Regions from separate parts of the Homo sapiens genome. Here region 2 is linked to region 1. A link is a contact called in ENCODE Hi-C or POLR2A ChIA-PET data. All regions are on one chromosome and are shown on one strand. The core of a region is the stretch at or near the end of the contact, and the rest is flanking DNA. Distances in the headings are between cores, read along the strand shown.

Region 1 (7,416 bases), core at 1,695-4,194:
CCTTTATAAATTACCCAGTCTCAGGGAAGTCCTTTATAATAGTGTGAAAACAAACTAATACAACCAGGTATGGTCCTATTCACCTTATCTGTATTATATTATTTAGTCCTCTCAGGGCCAATTTGAGGAAGATACTATTATTATCCCCATTAGAGAAAACTAAAGCATAAAGAGTTTAAATAACTTTTCCCAAGGATACATATTGTTAAATGGGCCACTTTATAGAATTTGGAAATAGGCAATAATACTAGAGTATAATGGACATCACAGAGAACAAATTATGATAGCTGTAATTGAAGTAGAGTATTTAACCCAACATAGAGGCCACAAATTATGGTGGAAAGGCAGTCTTGTGAGGAAAACTTGAGCTACGTGATCTTGAAAAAAAATTAATTTACTTTTCTGGGTGTTAATTTTTCCTATCTTATAGATTTTTGGGGAGAATACAGTGAAATAAACTAATGTTTTTTTTTTTTTTTTTCTGAAATGGCTGTCACAGCCCATAAATGTTCCTTGACTCTCAACTTCTAGCCTCTGGTTTTAGCAGTGTATGTGGACAGTGCCCTCTTCTGGTTTATAACAAGTTTGTCTATCTCTGTAATTTGGTACTGTAAAGAAAGATTTAATTCGTGTAATACAAGAATTTTATTTTTTCTCAGTTAGAGAAGGCTTGTATCTGTTAAGCCGATTGTATATTTTTGGGTTCTGAAAAGTAAATTACACATCGGCATCAGCATCATAATGTATAACTTCATATATCAAATTTCACACTTAATTCTGTGAAGTAGTTATTAGTCTCAAATACCCTCAGTGTATTTAAATTAAATGTCTTGTCTAAGATCACTTGTGACCACAGAAGAGAAGAGTTACAAATTTATCTTTTGAAATCAAGTCTCCTGTTCTTCAACAATTTGAAAATTCTGTTGTCTTTAAAGTTCAGAATTATCCCCTCCCCACTCCATGCTTTTTCTACAATATAAATGCTGCTTCAATTGCTCTTGTGGAACTACAAAAAATATATTTTTGTTGAATGACAAAGAAATAGCTAAAGCCTAGATTTCATTGTCAGTTGAACAGAGTTGAAAACTATTTCACTAAGCTTTTTATGGAGGATAAGCTAGATTCTCATTCAAGTCAATTTTGTTTTATATCCCAATAATAATTTCACCATACTTTCACTACTGAAGAATGAAATCCTTTAACTAATACAGTTTCCTCGGTACAAATTGGAGTTTTAGTTGCACGTGCTTACATCCTTGACATTCCTATTCCTACATATTTCTTCAACTGAGGAAAGCTTTGGAGGAGACATTACCAATTCTCCCTCCAGGAAAATGCTAGCCAGGGGGAAAAAAATGCACATTTGAAGCTAGTTTCTCTATCCTTTGCATAAACTAAAGCCTAACCTTTCCTGCTTGGAATTGCCTCCAATTGCAACCTGCAACTATTATAGAATCCAACTTACTTTGGAGTGTTGCTGTTAGTCTTCTTTTTTAAAGGTTTTTAGTAGTTGTTAGTTTTTCCACCGTTGGAAACTTTGTTCCAGTTGTTCAGGCCACAGGTGAAATGTTTGTCTTTGTTAATTAAAGAATGTTCAGCCCAGGGTGTGCCTCCACAAAGACTGGACTTTCCTTACTCGTGACGCTCCCTTGGACACAGTCCATCGCTCAGGATAGTTTCTGTGAGACTTGCTGCATTAATCCTACAGCAGGATATTTTACAGGTGGAATCGTATATAATTTTAAATGTTCCTTTCAAATTAAAGTGTATAACTGCAATTCCATCATGGATGGATGTGGCCAAGAAAACAGCAAAATTAATTCTAAGTCATGTCCATCTGCACAGCACTATTGCTTTAAAATAGTGGTTCTCAAATGTTCCTGCAATATGCGTCTGCTCCCAAACACTTGCAAACTAGGGTAGAAGAGTGAATGCGATCCAATGAATAAAAAATCTATCTCCAGAGAAATATTACATCCACTATCCTGTTAACCTTAAGAATCGCTGGTCAGGCCGGGCGCGGTGGCTCACGCCTGTAATCCCAGCACTTTGGGAGGCCGAGGCGTGCGGATCACGAGGTCAGGATATCGAGACCATCCTGGCTAACACGGTAAAACCCCGTCTCTATTAAAAATACAAAAAAAAAAAAAAAAATTAGCCAGGCATGGTGGCGGGCGCCTGTAGTCCCAGCTACTCAGGCGGCTGAGGCAGGAGAATGGCTTGAACCCAGGAGGCGGAGCTTGCAGGGAGCGGAGATCGCGCCACTGCACTCCAGCCTGGGCGACAGAGGAAGACTCCCTCTCAAAAAAAAAAAAAAAAAAAAAAAAAAAAAAGAATCGCTAGTCATTACTTTAATGAGTCATACAGGGAGGGAATAAATGCTAAAGCATGCATATATTTCCTTAATGTCAGGCTTTTCATGACCTTAGTGTTGTTTGAACATAATTTCTCTATGATTGGACCTCAAATACTATATTTGGCTTTTTCATTCTTGACAGTAGATTCTTCCTAAGCAAATAATTCACTACGATACTAAATATTTTAGATAGTATCTATGTCAAAAAAACAGATCTGGTGGCATTTCTTGTCTGGTGGCATTGGTAACTAAGATACAGAGGAATTTCTTGCCAGGTGATATAACACAGATGATCTGTAAACTCAAAATTGGCAGTTGGCGCTTCTTTTACAATACAGCTGCAAAAATGGAAATGCATTCAGAGGTCATTGTTTCTATCAAATTTCCAAATGGGTTTTAGGAATGTGAACCTCACCTATATATCTCTCTGCCTTCATTTTTCAGATTATGTTTCAGTGAAATCTCAGATGTGCCAGCAGGAAGTGGTGCCAGTGACTCAGAGGATACAAATCGCCTCTTCCCTGTGAGTCAGGACCGAGCCTACACCCTTACACAATATTGGGGACCGCGCGTGGGAGAGGTTGAGTGCCATCATAGGAATGGCAATAGCAGTAAATGTCGTGGGCCCTGGAGCACTAAGAAGTGGTTGCCCAACAGTCAGACAAAATGCCAGATGTAGAAAATGTACTTCCTATTGCATACGGTTTATTTTGACCTTGCTTCATTTTTATTTATATTTATTTTGTTTTTCGAGGCTCTTACTCATTTGCCCAGACTGGAGTGCAGTGGTGCAATCACTGCTCACTGCAGCCTCGAATCCCTGGGCTCAATGATCCTCCCATGTTGGCCTCCAAAAATGCTAGGATTACAGGCTTGAGCCATTGTGCCTGGATTTACCTTGCTTCCTAAGGATTGCACTGAGGGCTCATCCAGAAGGAGGCCAGTACAGAGGAGGCTAGGATTTGGTGACTGGATGACCAAGCCAAGTCAGCAAAATAATTGCAAATCTTAGGGTAAAATGACTATTCTGGAAAACAATCAAGAAAATAAAAATGATCCAAATTAAAATCAGATAGATTACAGAATAAAAGAAATGCATCTCATTTTCCCAGTTTAACCTTTTAGGCTATTTAGACCAGAAAAGCAAACTTGTGCAGAATCATAGCATTTGTCCAGCCCAAACACATAGCAAAATCCTCTTTGTTCACACTTTTGCTGTGGTCACATGCCAACCTACTCAGACTGTTCATTTTCTACCATCTTCCATGGCAGTCTGTGATTTTAGAATTTGTCTATAACGTAATAGGCTTGTTGGATCTTGTGTGCTTTTAAGGAGTGAATATGCCTTCACTGTTTTTGGATGTCTTTTTGTTTTAAATTTAATTCCACTATTTGATAAGCTCTTGCTTCACCTTGGTCAAAATAACTCTAAAACTCATTATCACATCAGATACTGAAAAGACTGTCAGCACCTTCTAGTAGCAACCTACTTTTCAGAGAGTATATATATGTGTGTGTGTGTGTGTGTGTGTATAGATATATATACGCACACGTATATACTTATATATATACATACATATATACTTATAAATATTACTTATATATAAATATATATGAACACATATATACATATATTACTTATATATAAATATATATATACACTCACATATATACACACATATATATAAATCTATAGAAAACTAACCTTGCCTTCTGCCAGTAATAATTCTATTCCTATATATTTTTAATGTTAGCTTTGTAACTGCACTTCATTAAGACCTAAGGTAAAAACGGTCTATAGCAATTTGAGATAAAACATATGAAACCCAAGGTTAATATAACAGGTTAAAAATAAGTAATTATTTTAATTTTGAGTTTTGAAAAATAGCCATAGAATCTTCCTTGACAAGTAGCAAAAATATTAATATGCCATGTGTTTCTAGTCATAAGCATTAAGTTATACTTTCCAATTTAGGTAGTCATTTCTAAATCATACTTCAAATGCTAATATATTTCGCTTACATATTATCATACAATGCTATACTTAAAGCTAGTCAAATAAAGAATCAGTGAGTCAAAATATAAGGGAATTATCTATTTTGCACTAAATATGAATTTAAAGATGTATATCTTGTTCATAACGGAAGTATTTCCAGAATGCAGGAGAATACATACCAACTCTTATGTAAAGAGTACAACCCAGCACTTTGGGAGGCTGAGGCTGGTGGATCATGAGGTCAAGAGATCGAGACCATCCTGGCCAACATGGTGAAACCAAAATACCAAAAAAAAAAAAAAAAAAAAAAAAATTAGCCAGATGTGGTGGTGGGCGCCTGTGGTCCCAACTACTCGGGAGGCTGAGGCAGGAGAATGGCGTGAACCCGGGAAGCAGAGGTTGCAGTGAGCCGAGATCACCCCACTGCACTCCAGCCTGGTGACAGAGCAAGACTCTGTTTCAAAAAAAAAAAAAAAAAAAAAAAAAGTACAATTTAAATTAATCTGAGTGTTTGGAACTCTGTGACTAAAATCTCTAAAGGTGGGACTTGCCTCCCCTAAAAGCCAAAGCTTCATTTATAGAGTATTGTTTCAAATTTTCTGTTGGAAACATATTTTTTTCTCAAGACAATCTTACATAAGAAGAGCTTTTTTATAACCTTTTCTACCTTGACTCCCTTCCATCGGGCTTCTCACTTCTATAAATCCAACTTAAATTATTCTTACATTATTATTCCAAAAGAAACATCTCCTGAAGGCGCAACAGTTTGGACTATAAGTGTCTGCAATTTGCCTTCTTTTCATTATGGCCACATTGTGGCAGGAAGCCTGGATATTTAATGGCATCTTGAGAAGCATATTGACTATATTGTATTCTCTGTAGATGCCTATGGCCAAACATGAATCTGCAAGGATAAAGTTTTAATCAGTGAGAGCACACAAAACAAGAGAAAGGGAATCCATTAAAGATGATTTCAAAAGACTCGAAATTAATTACTTTTTATTCAGAGAACCCACATAATACAACTCACACACTGCAGGCTGCTAAGGAATTCTACTTTCAGATAATATAGTTTATGAAAATATAGTTTGAGTTGACATTGGCGACCTTGACTTCAGTGAGAGCCACATATGCCTCCATAGCATGATAGCTGGTGGGATGGGCTTAGTTACAATCCAATCATCAAAAAGGAGGGCAGCTTACCCCATCCTTGCTTTTAGTAACTACATTTGTCAAATAATGTTTACTCAATAAATATCTATTGAGCGTTGTCTACATGCAAGATATTGAACAAAACACTGGAAAGAAAACTGGTACAAAAGACATTGTTCCTGCCCTAAATAGACTTAAAGAAGTTGGACACCTAAGGGTGGTAAGGAAAGGAGAGAATTTATAGATGATGCCAAGTTTCTAGTCAGAAAAAAAAAAAACAGAGAATGCTGCCATTAAAAAAGGAGGAGACATAGGCAGGACAGCAGGCTTGTGGTGGCATTTGGGCATGAAGGCATGAAGGGAGTGAACATATTTGAGTTTAATGTTTATCTATAGGTATTACCTATTTATATTTTTGAGGCTGTTGGGAATACAGTAAAGGAATAAGAATTTATTTGGAGATTAGGAGAAGTCTATTTGAAAGTCATATGAGGAGATACTGCCTTTAAAGGAATGGAAGACATTTATATGTTCCAAGGAAAACAGTATGAACTGGAAAATAACAGAACTTTGAGAAACAGGTGGTAGAGAGCAGACAGAAGTGGCAAAGAAAAGAGAAAAAGAAATTAGAGAAAAAAGAAAATTAAGTTTGCTGAGAGCTAAGAGAGTAGAGTTGTAAAAGGAAGTAAAGGGTGGTTATCAAAGGAATAATCAGAGACAGTATTCATGATTCCATCGTAAATAAGACTCATCATTATTAGATGTGAACGGTGCTAAAATCAGCAATAAATATTGCCAAGCTGATTTTTTAAACATGAGAATGGGCTTTATATTTGTATCCAGATTATCATTAAAATTAATTTTGTCTTGGTAACTCAAGCACTAATTTTCCAAACTGTGAAGTATGGGTGGCAATGTGTAACAGCAATTAAAAAAAAGTATATTTTATGTTATTGGTTCTAAACCAGGAGCAAAATTGCCAACCAAGGTTGGCAAAATTGTATCCCTCATTGGCAAAATTGCTCCTGGGGACCATTGCTACCATATGGTAATGTCTGGAGACTATGATGGTTGTCACGACTGGGGATGCTACTGACATCTAGTGGGTAGAGACCAGGGTTGCTGCTAAACACCCTGCAATGCATAGGACAGCCTCCCTGCAACAAAGAATTATTTAGTCCCTAATGTCAACTGAGACAAGGTTGAAAAACCCTGCATTAGACTCATGAGAAATGGAATCCAGTTCTAGCTCACATACTTATTTTGTTTCCCTGCAACTGAGCTGCCTTATCTCTGAAAACAGAGAACAAGGAATGAGGTGGGGTAGAGGGTGAAATGAAGTTTGGATTAGATTTCTCTAAGGTTTCTTTAATTTCTAAAACAATGCTTCTCTTTCTGCCACTGGCAGTCATATCACTGCCACTTTATTCAGTCATATCATAGCTCAGTAACCCCTCTCTCTTCCTCTCTTCCTCTCTTTCTGTCTCTCTCTCTCTATCTCTCTCTCTCACACACACACACACACAAATATCTTCAGTTAATACTGAATAATATAATAATATAATAAGAGATAAAAATGTGAAAGAGAGAGAAGAAAACTTATTAGACTTCATCAGAAACAACAACAGAATTGAATTTTCCAAAACTGTTACTTAACCTCTAGGTATTTTGCTTCTCAAAATATCTTTTTTAATATTTTTAAATACATTTTTAAAGTGCAGCTAATTGAGTCTATAACATAGTGGTGATAACTCCAAATAAAGTATCAATGTGATCATCCATCTAGCAAATATTAATTGTGTTTAATATAAGCCTATCACAATAGAAATGATAAAAGATGACTATAGCACCAGCAAGGAGGGATAGAGTTATACACACACTTACAGTGTGATGTGTGGTGTGACAGGGCCAT
Region 2 (7,416 bases), core at 3,518-6,017, 44 kb before region 1:
CAGAGCATTAGACTCTTTAAAACCAGAACTTTTATCAGTCTCAAAACATGGATGGGGGAATGAGAAGAGACTGTATTAGGACTGCAAATGAGATATTTACTTAAGTTAAAAGATTTGACCAATCTTCAGGTGGGTATAGAATTATGTGACCTCTATGGCACCTTCTAATTCCCATCATCATTTTAGCCAAAAACTTCAGATTCCTCTCTAACAATATCAAATAATTTTAAGAATTAGAAGGTACCATAGAGGTCATAGAATTCTATATCCACCTGGAGACTGGTCAAATCTTTTAACCTAAGTTAAGTAAATATCTCGCTTACAGTCCTAATTTTATCTTTTCTCATTCGCCTTATCCACATTTTGACACTTTGATAAAAGTTCTGGTTTGAAAGATTCTAATGCTGTGGCACAAGGCCACCTCTCGGGCCATAGCAGAGAGAAGATACCAGTCCCCAGAGTACATACAGAATCATGAAATAAGTATTAAATGATATAAGCATTACTGAGTAGGTGATAAAGGCCTGACTCTTGGAGGAAAACAGTCTGGATTCAAATCTTGTTTTCCTACTTATTATGTAGATGGCTTTAAGAAGTTACTTAACCTTTGAACACTTTGATTTACTTGTCTACAAAAAAAACTGGAAAAGAGATAGAGTTATGAACAGTAGATGTGGGAGCCAAAAGCCAGCCTGTTAACCCTGGGAGTTGAAGCTTCGATCCCACACACACAAAATAATGGCCACAGTTACCCTAGATGGCCGTGTTCAATTTAAGAAACAGTCAATCCTGCTTAGCCTCTTCTTTTCTTGAGGGCTGAGTTATGGTGAATAGGATCACTCTCTCTCCTTTCTAGTTTCCTATTTAAAACTAAGTTTCATCACCGTTTCTTTTCCTATACCCTCCACACTCTCTACCCCAACTTCTCCTTTGCCTTACTTAATGGTATATTTCCTATAAAAGTTATAGTAATAGCAAAAAAAAAAAAAATAGCCACTGTTAAAGGTTGTTCATCAAAGACCAGAAATAGCAAATCAGAGCCTATTAATTGTGTGGAAGGAGAATAATTTATGTGGTAAAAGAGAAACCCAAAATCTAGATTGATGTTGAGCCAAACATTTTGGTACAAGATGTAAATAGAGGAAAAGTGGTTTTCTGTTTAGCCTCATTTTCTGAAATAGGAGACATGTCTATGTAAATTAGGCCAAAAAAGACACAAACACATACACATATGACAGATCCTTGTGCCAAGAGCCTTAATGTATGTGTTTTCTTTCTTTTGTCCTTCTTTCCTTCCTTTCTTCCTCTCTTCTTCCCTCTTTCTCTTCCTTTTCCTCCTCCTCCCCATTAGCATCCTCCTTTTCTTCTTTTTTCTTCTTTCTCTTTTCCTCCCCATCTTCCTTCCCCTTCCCCTCCTCTTCCCCTTCCTCTTTTCCTTCTCCTTTTTTTTCTTCCTCTCCTTCTTCTTCATAGTGACGATGGTAAAATAAGTCTAAATCACTGAGGAAATAAGATCTCAGGGAAATAAGCATGTTTATGAGGAGGCAGAGGAATAAATGACCTACATTTTCTTTTATATTTCAAGGAATTCTGTTGCTAGGAGCCATCACGTTGAAATACTGCATGAAATGTGGAGTAGGGACTGGGGAAAGTGATAAAATAATCGGCTCCCCTTTTCACACAGCACTGCCCTTCTGGAGCAACTTGTTAGAGCAGAAAATATTAGTTTTGGAATCAGAACCAGCTTTAATTTTTAGTTTTGTGATCTTGGACAGACTATTAAAAACCCTTTTAATCTCAGTGTCCTCAGTAGAGAAATGGGAATGAAAAGGAGTATTTTGTAGGGTTGTTTTGAGGACAGTGATTGCACTCCATCCATGGGAGACACCCGGGGGAGGTGGATTGCTTTCACGAGCTGCACCTTTAGTTTATGTCTACTAGTTCTCCCTCATGTAACCATTGTTTTCCTCAATTTAAACAAAGAAGTAGGGTGAATGTAAGATGATTCTTGGTAAAAGAAATAAAAACATTTTATGTTTATCAAGTACACCACAATGTGCAAGTGTTTTTACCTGCATAATTTAAGAACAGCTGGGGAAGAGAAATGAGTAAGCAGATGAAAGAGAATCCGCAGGATCTAGTTGTCCTCTGGGTTTTGGCTCATAGAAAGGCCAATGTTATATTATACCAGAATCTTCTTCTTTTGTTTACTTCAGCTGTCAAGTGACTAGTTAGATACTTGAACATCTAAGCTTTAGACATTGCTTTCAATAAACACTTTTTTTGAGATGGAGTTTCGCTCCTGTTGCCCAGGCTGGAGTGCAATGGCACGATCTCGGCTCACTGCAATCTCCGCCTCCCGGGTTCAAGCAATTCTCCTGCCTCAGCCTCCCGAGTAGCTGGGACTACAGGCACGTGCCACCACACCCAGCTAATTTTTGTATTTTTGGTAGAGACAGGGTTTCACGATGTTGGCCAGGCTGGTCTCTAACTCCTGACCTCAGGTGATCCACCCACCTCGGCCTCCCAAAGTGCTAAGATTACAGGCAGGACCCACCAGGCCTGGCCCAATAAACTTATTTTATCAGCATAATTTGCATCATGTGCTTGTTTCATTCATTCATTGCTTCAATAAATATTTACTTGGCACCTACTATGTGCCAGGTGCATTTATAGATGAAAACTAGCTTTAAACTAGACAGATAAGGCTCCTATTCTTACTACAATGAAGGGCCACAACCTGTCAACAATTTAGTATAAAAATAAAGATAACAATTCCAAATGGTGTACGACAGTTTAAAAAAATGAGATAAAGAGGATTGAGATGATGATGGCTTTCATATGTTAAAAGTGTCAGGAAAGTTCTCTTTGAGCTTGGATGAAAGATGAGGAGACAACCATGCAAATATTTAGGGGGATGATATTCAAAGCAGAGGGAATGGCAAGTGCAAAGCCACTGAGCCTGGAATTATTTTAGGGCATGTTATACTGCCTTAGGAGTCATTTAGAGCAGGGGCTTCAACCTTCAAGCCAGGGAGCAATACCAGTTGGGTCCATGGCCTGCCATGAATTGGGCTACACAGCAGGAGGTGAATGGCTGGCAAGTGAAAGAAACTTCACCTGTATTTACAGGCACTCCCCATTGCTTGCATTACCACCTGAGCTCTGCCACCTGTCAGATCGACAGAGGCGTTAGATTCCCATAGGAGTGCAAACCCTTTTGGGAACTGCACATATGAGGGATCTAGGTTGTGTTCTCCTTATGAGAATCTAATGCCTGATGATCTGTCACTGTCTCCCATCACCCCGAGATGGACCCATCTAGCTGCAGGAAAACAAACTCAGGGTTCTCACTCATTCTACATTATAATTCATTATATAATATATAATGAATATAATATATAATGAATTATTTCATTACATATTATAATGCAATAATAATAGAAATAAAGTATACAATAAATGTAATGCACTTGAATCATCCTGAAACCATCCCCCCACCCCCTGGTCTGTGGAAAAAATTGTCTTCCATGAGACTGGTCCCTGGTGCCAAAAAGGTTGAGGACTACTGTTTTAGAGTGTGCATATGGTGGTACTAATAACCAGATGATGTTATTTGAACTGTGAAGAAGGCAGAATTACAAATATGTCTGGCCACACTCTTGTAACTGAATAGAATGGACTAAAATCCTTTCTATATCCAGGTTAACAACCTATGGGCATCTCACATCCACAAGGAGAACCAGGTTCATGTGTCCCAGAAGAGACTTGGTGAATTACTTAATATAGTAAGCTCTATGAAATTTTATGCTTTGATTTTTCTCATTTCAGGAAGTGTCTAGAAGATGTAGGGATAGAGGAGTTTTGTTCATATGCCTTCCTCTGCTTTCACTCCCCCTTACCACCTTCTTTTCTTTCTCTTTACAGAGGCTGTTGTGATATCCTGCATGGACAAGGAAATGATGTTCATCTAATACACCCACTTGGGAACACTTTGATGCATTGGCTATGATTGTCTTTCTGTTTTCCCTACCCTCATCTCTAGCCCTGTCCCAGTATGAGAACATGGAAACTCATTTTGGAAAATGTGAAATGAGTGATCCCCAAAAGTAGCCTTGCTCATGATTGGGTGATTATATTAAGGGTGATTTTTTTTCTTTATTGTATTTAGCTGTTTTCCATTGTGTTTTTTGGCAACAAATATAAAAAGTTATAGTTTTCTTATTTTTAAAAGACATGTTGCCTCATAGAAGTAGATAATATCAGAAAATGACTTTTTTGTGTCCAATGGCTCCATCTGCCCCTAGTTATTGTCCCTCAAAAGAGGGGCATGTACGACTTGAAATAGCCAAATGAACTTGTCTCATACAGTTGCATCCATTTTGGCTGACAGCATAGATAAAAATTCTTTATTTATACGTGACAGTGGGCAGACAGAAATAACTCCTTACTTTGTTTTCTATATTTTAAAGCATTTTTTCAGAGAACTGTTTTCAGTAGCAAGTTGCCATCATGCATTTAAAACATTTGATTCAGGGACAAATGTTGAGGAGATCACTTGCACAAAGGGAATTAAGCTTGCTGGGTGTAGCATGGGCTAGGGATAAAAAAAACAGTTTAGAAAAGGATGTGATATCACTCATCTCTTTAGGAAAGCATTTCTCTGTCTTAGAGTTAGAGCTCCAGGCAGAGGAAATGGGAAGGCGGGGAAAACATGGACAGGTTCCAAAGGAGATGATGGGTCATAGAGAATGAATGAGTCAACTAGCATCAGAGGGTGTGAGCGAGGGTTTGGGGGAGGGGGAATAATGGAATCTATGGGTTCTTTGAACCCCCTCACTCCCACACCCATATACACACACCAAGTTCTTGGGGGACATGAGCAGTCCTTAAGTGTCCTGAAAGAGTGACTGTGTTCCCTAAGCAACCAAATCACTCCAGAAACTGATTTGGCTGGGAGAGTGTGACACATCAAAGTTAGGGAGGTGACGAAAGTATAAGAATCACTCTAATAGGAGAGCATCGTCAATTGTCAGCATTTAGTTCTATTTAGAAAGGATTGGAAGGAAGGGAGAAGTCACTTCTTGAAGAGAAGACGCAAAAAGTTGATGGCATTTAGTCGTGCCAAAAGAAGTGCTTTGAAACAGTTCTAAAATGCAAGCCTAATTAGTTACTTTAAAGTATCCCACAGGTCTCTCCAGATCATGTGTGTGAGGTATTTGAATTTTTCAGTGGTCACAGATGAGAAGACTGTCACTTCTGCGAACGTCTATTTCTGCACCCCAGGCATCTAGCATACTCACCTATGTTCGCCCAAGTCTTTTATCATAGCTTGTTCATCATATTTATTAGGTTGGCAAAAATGTAATTGCAGTTTTTGCCATTACTTTCAATGGCAAAAAAAAAAAGGCAAAAACCACAATTATGTTTGCACCAACTTAATATATTCCCAGCATTAAAATTTCTTGTAATGTATTTCATGCTTGCTATTCCAGGAATCTTAAAATTCTCTACTAGGATTTCTTACTTAGTGTTTAAGTCCTTAAATTAAACAAATAGAAATACTATGTAAGACATGTGCCATATACAGCAAATAAATCTCATGAACCCACATCAAACAGGTAAATAAAAATATGAACTGAGTTTTGTTCATATTAATATTCAGTGTCCTTTTGACACTGCTTCTTCTGAAGCAAACCAAAAGTGCTTGGAAATAAAACTAAAAGGTTGATTTTACCATCATACATCTATAGCCTCCAGAGTGACCTATTAAATTATAAATGGGATTATGTTACTCCTACAATTAGTACCTTCTGTATGAGGAAACAACAACTTCATTATACCCAAAAGCTCCCGCATGATTTGGCCTCTGTCTGCTTGTCTAAACTAGGGTGTCATCACACGCCTTGGTTATACCATCAAAAGTATTGTTTGAAAGTAAATCAGGTGGTCACTCAACTCCAACCTCACTTCTTTGCTCCTTCTATTCTTTCACCATACTTAGGCTACACTTGCCATCTCTACGTTTCAGGAGGAGGCTAAATTATTTTATATTTTTGGATCCCTGCCTAAGACATCCCATCTGCCTGAAGCACACTTCTTCCCCTGTTCATCTGGTTAACATTTAGGCACCTTTCAAGCCTGCTGAAACTTAACTTCTGCACACCCCAGTATAGACCTGTGAGCCTCTTTAATTACACTCTCCATTGCACATGTAAGAATTTGTAGTCCTGTATTTTCTTATGTTTTTATTTCTTTAATATTTGTCTTCACAAGTCTCTGAGGCAGAGACAGGACTGACACGCAACTGATTCTCACTATTATGGCCTTTAAAGGTTGTTGTATATCTGTTTTGTTGACAACAGACACCTAGTACACAACACAGTACCTAAAACATAGTAGACACTCAGCACGTTTGTTTAACAAATGAGAGAATGACCATGGATGCTCTCATGGAATCAATTGTCGTGAATTCAATTAATGCAGCCTTTACCAAACTCTTATTCTGTGTAGATCATGAACACAATGGCTTAAAAATCAGCAGCACCAGTATCTGCTGGAGCATGACAGAAAGACAGAATCTTGAGTCCAAACCTAAATGACAATCTGCTGTTTAATGAGACACATGGGAGGTTTCAATTACACATTAAAGTCTAAATACTCACCTTAGCACACACTTATCTAGTAAGCCTGGAAAAATAAGAAGCTGAATGGCCATTCACACTCCTCACTTTTAAGAAACCTACATGGCCTGCCAAATGGGCCAATTACTACTTTTAATGGGAATGAAAAATGTTGGGAATTTGCCAATTTATTCTAAACTTTTAAAATGCTATCCCTAGTTTTTCTTGAAGATCATAGAGCAAAATAGATAAGGCTGCTAGTCATAAAGTTTCTGATTTCCTGTCTTAGCATATTGTCCTAATCTAAGAAAGAATAGTCATAATTGGGGGTCTAAGCTAAAATAAAAATAAAGGTACACAGTATTAAAATTCTACAATGATTTTAAAATAAGTACAATTGTCTAACAATAAATTTGCCATTAAAGTTAAAATCACAGTAATATATAATAAACTCATTCGCATTGGTGACTCACACATCATTTATGCATGTTTTTAAAGTCCCAGTGGACTTTCACGCACAAAGAAATTTTGCCTTTCACTTACTTCAACAGAGTCAATTGATTTCCTGTTAATCAAGATTTTAAAATGTCAACTGAGGTTTACTTTGAAATAAGTGAGGACAATTTAGGAGGACTCAGGTCAATATCCAGAATGCCAGTGGTGATCAAATGAACTTTGATTCATAGTGAATAATGTTACGAATTCCATAGCTGATCAGGCATTTTCATTGACTTGGGAGCCTTATTTATCAGCATGAATGCCATAAGGAGGTCAGAGAGAGCAAATGCAGTGA

Evidence for each region. Hi-C counts contacts between places; a loop is a spot of excess contacts on that map. ChIA-PET counts read pairs that join two places held with the same protein, here RNA polymerase II (POLR2A). Pooled maps may share reads with other maps.
Region 2: a loop to region 1 is called in a map of heart right ventricle, with 8 times the contacts of the local background. The contact joins two enhancer-like sites. A Hi-C loop is called at or near these places in 4 of 168 maps with a recorded cell type or tissue (endothelial cell of hepatic sinusoid, endothelial cell of umbilical vein, heart right ventricle and 1 more), 5 of 37 single-sample maps with no recorded cell type and 3 of 50 pooled maps. POLR2A ChIA-PET finds 5 or more read pairs at or near these places in 6 of 52 experiments (A673, AG04449, MCF 10A and 3 more).

What each region holds. Positions count from the first base shown.
Region 1 is chr4:74,370,224-74,377,639 of GRCh38, reverse strand. All of the region lies in intron 1 of EREG (epiregulin), which reads right to left. Among named protein-coding and RNA genes, the nearest start is that of EREG, 8.8 kb to the right of the region's middle. RefSeq lists an enhancer at 2,263-3,462. Within about 2 kb of position 2,944, at least 11 of the 41 ENCODE cell types and tissues checked have a DNase peak (open chromatin) inside an H3K27ac peak, as active enhancers do; they include mammary epithelial cell, where a contact is called at or near this core.
Region 2 is chr4:74,415,807-74,423,222 of GRCh38, reverse strand. No RefSeq gene overlaps it. Among named protein-coding and RNA genes, the nearest start is that of AREG, 26 kb to the left of the region's middle. Within about 2 kb of position 4,767, at least 3 of the 41 ENCODE cell types and tissues checked have a DNase peak (open chromatin) inside an H3K27ac peak, as active enhancers do; they include mammary epithelial cell, where a contact is called at or near this core.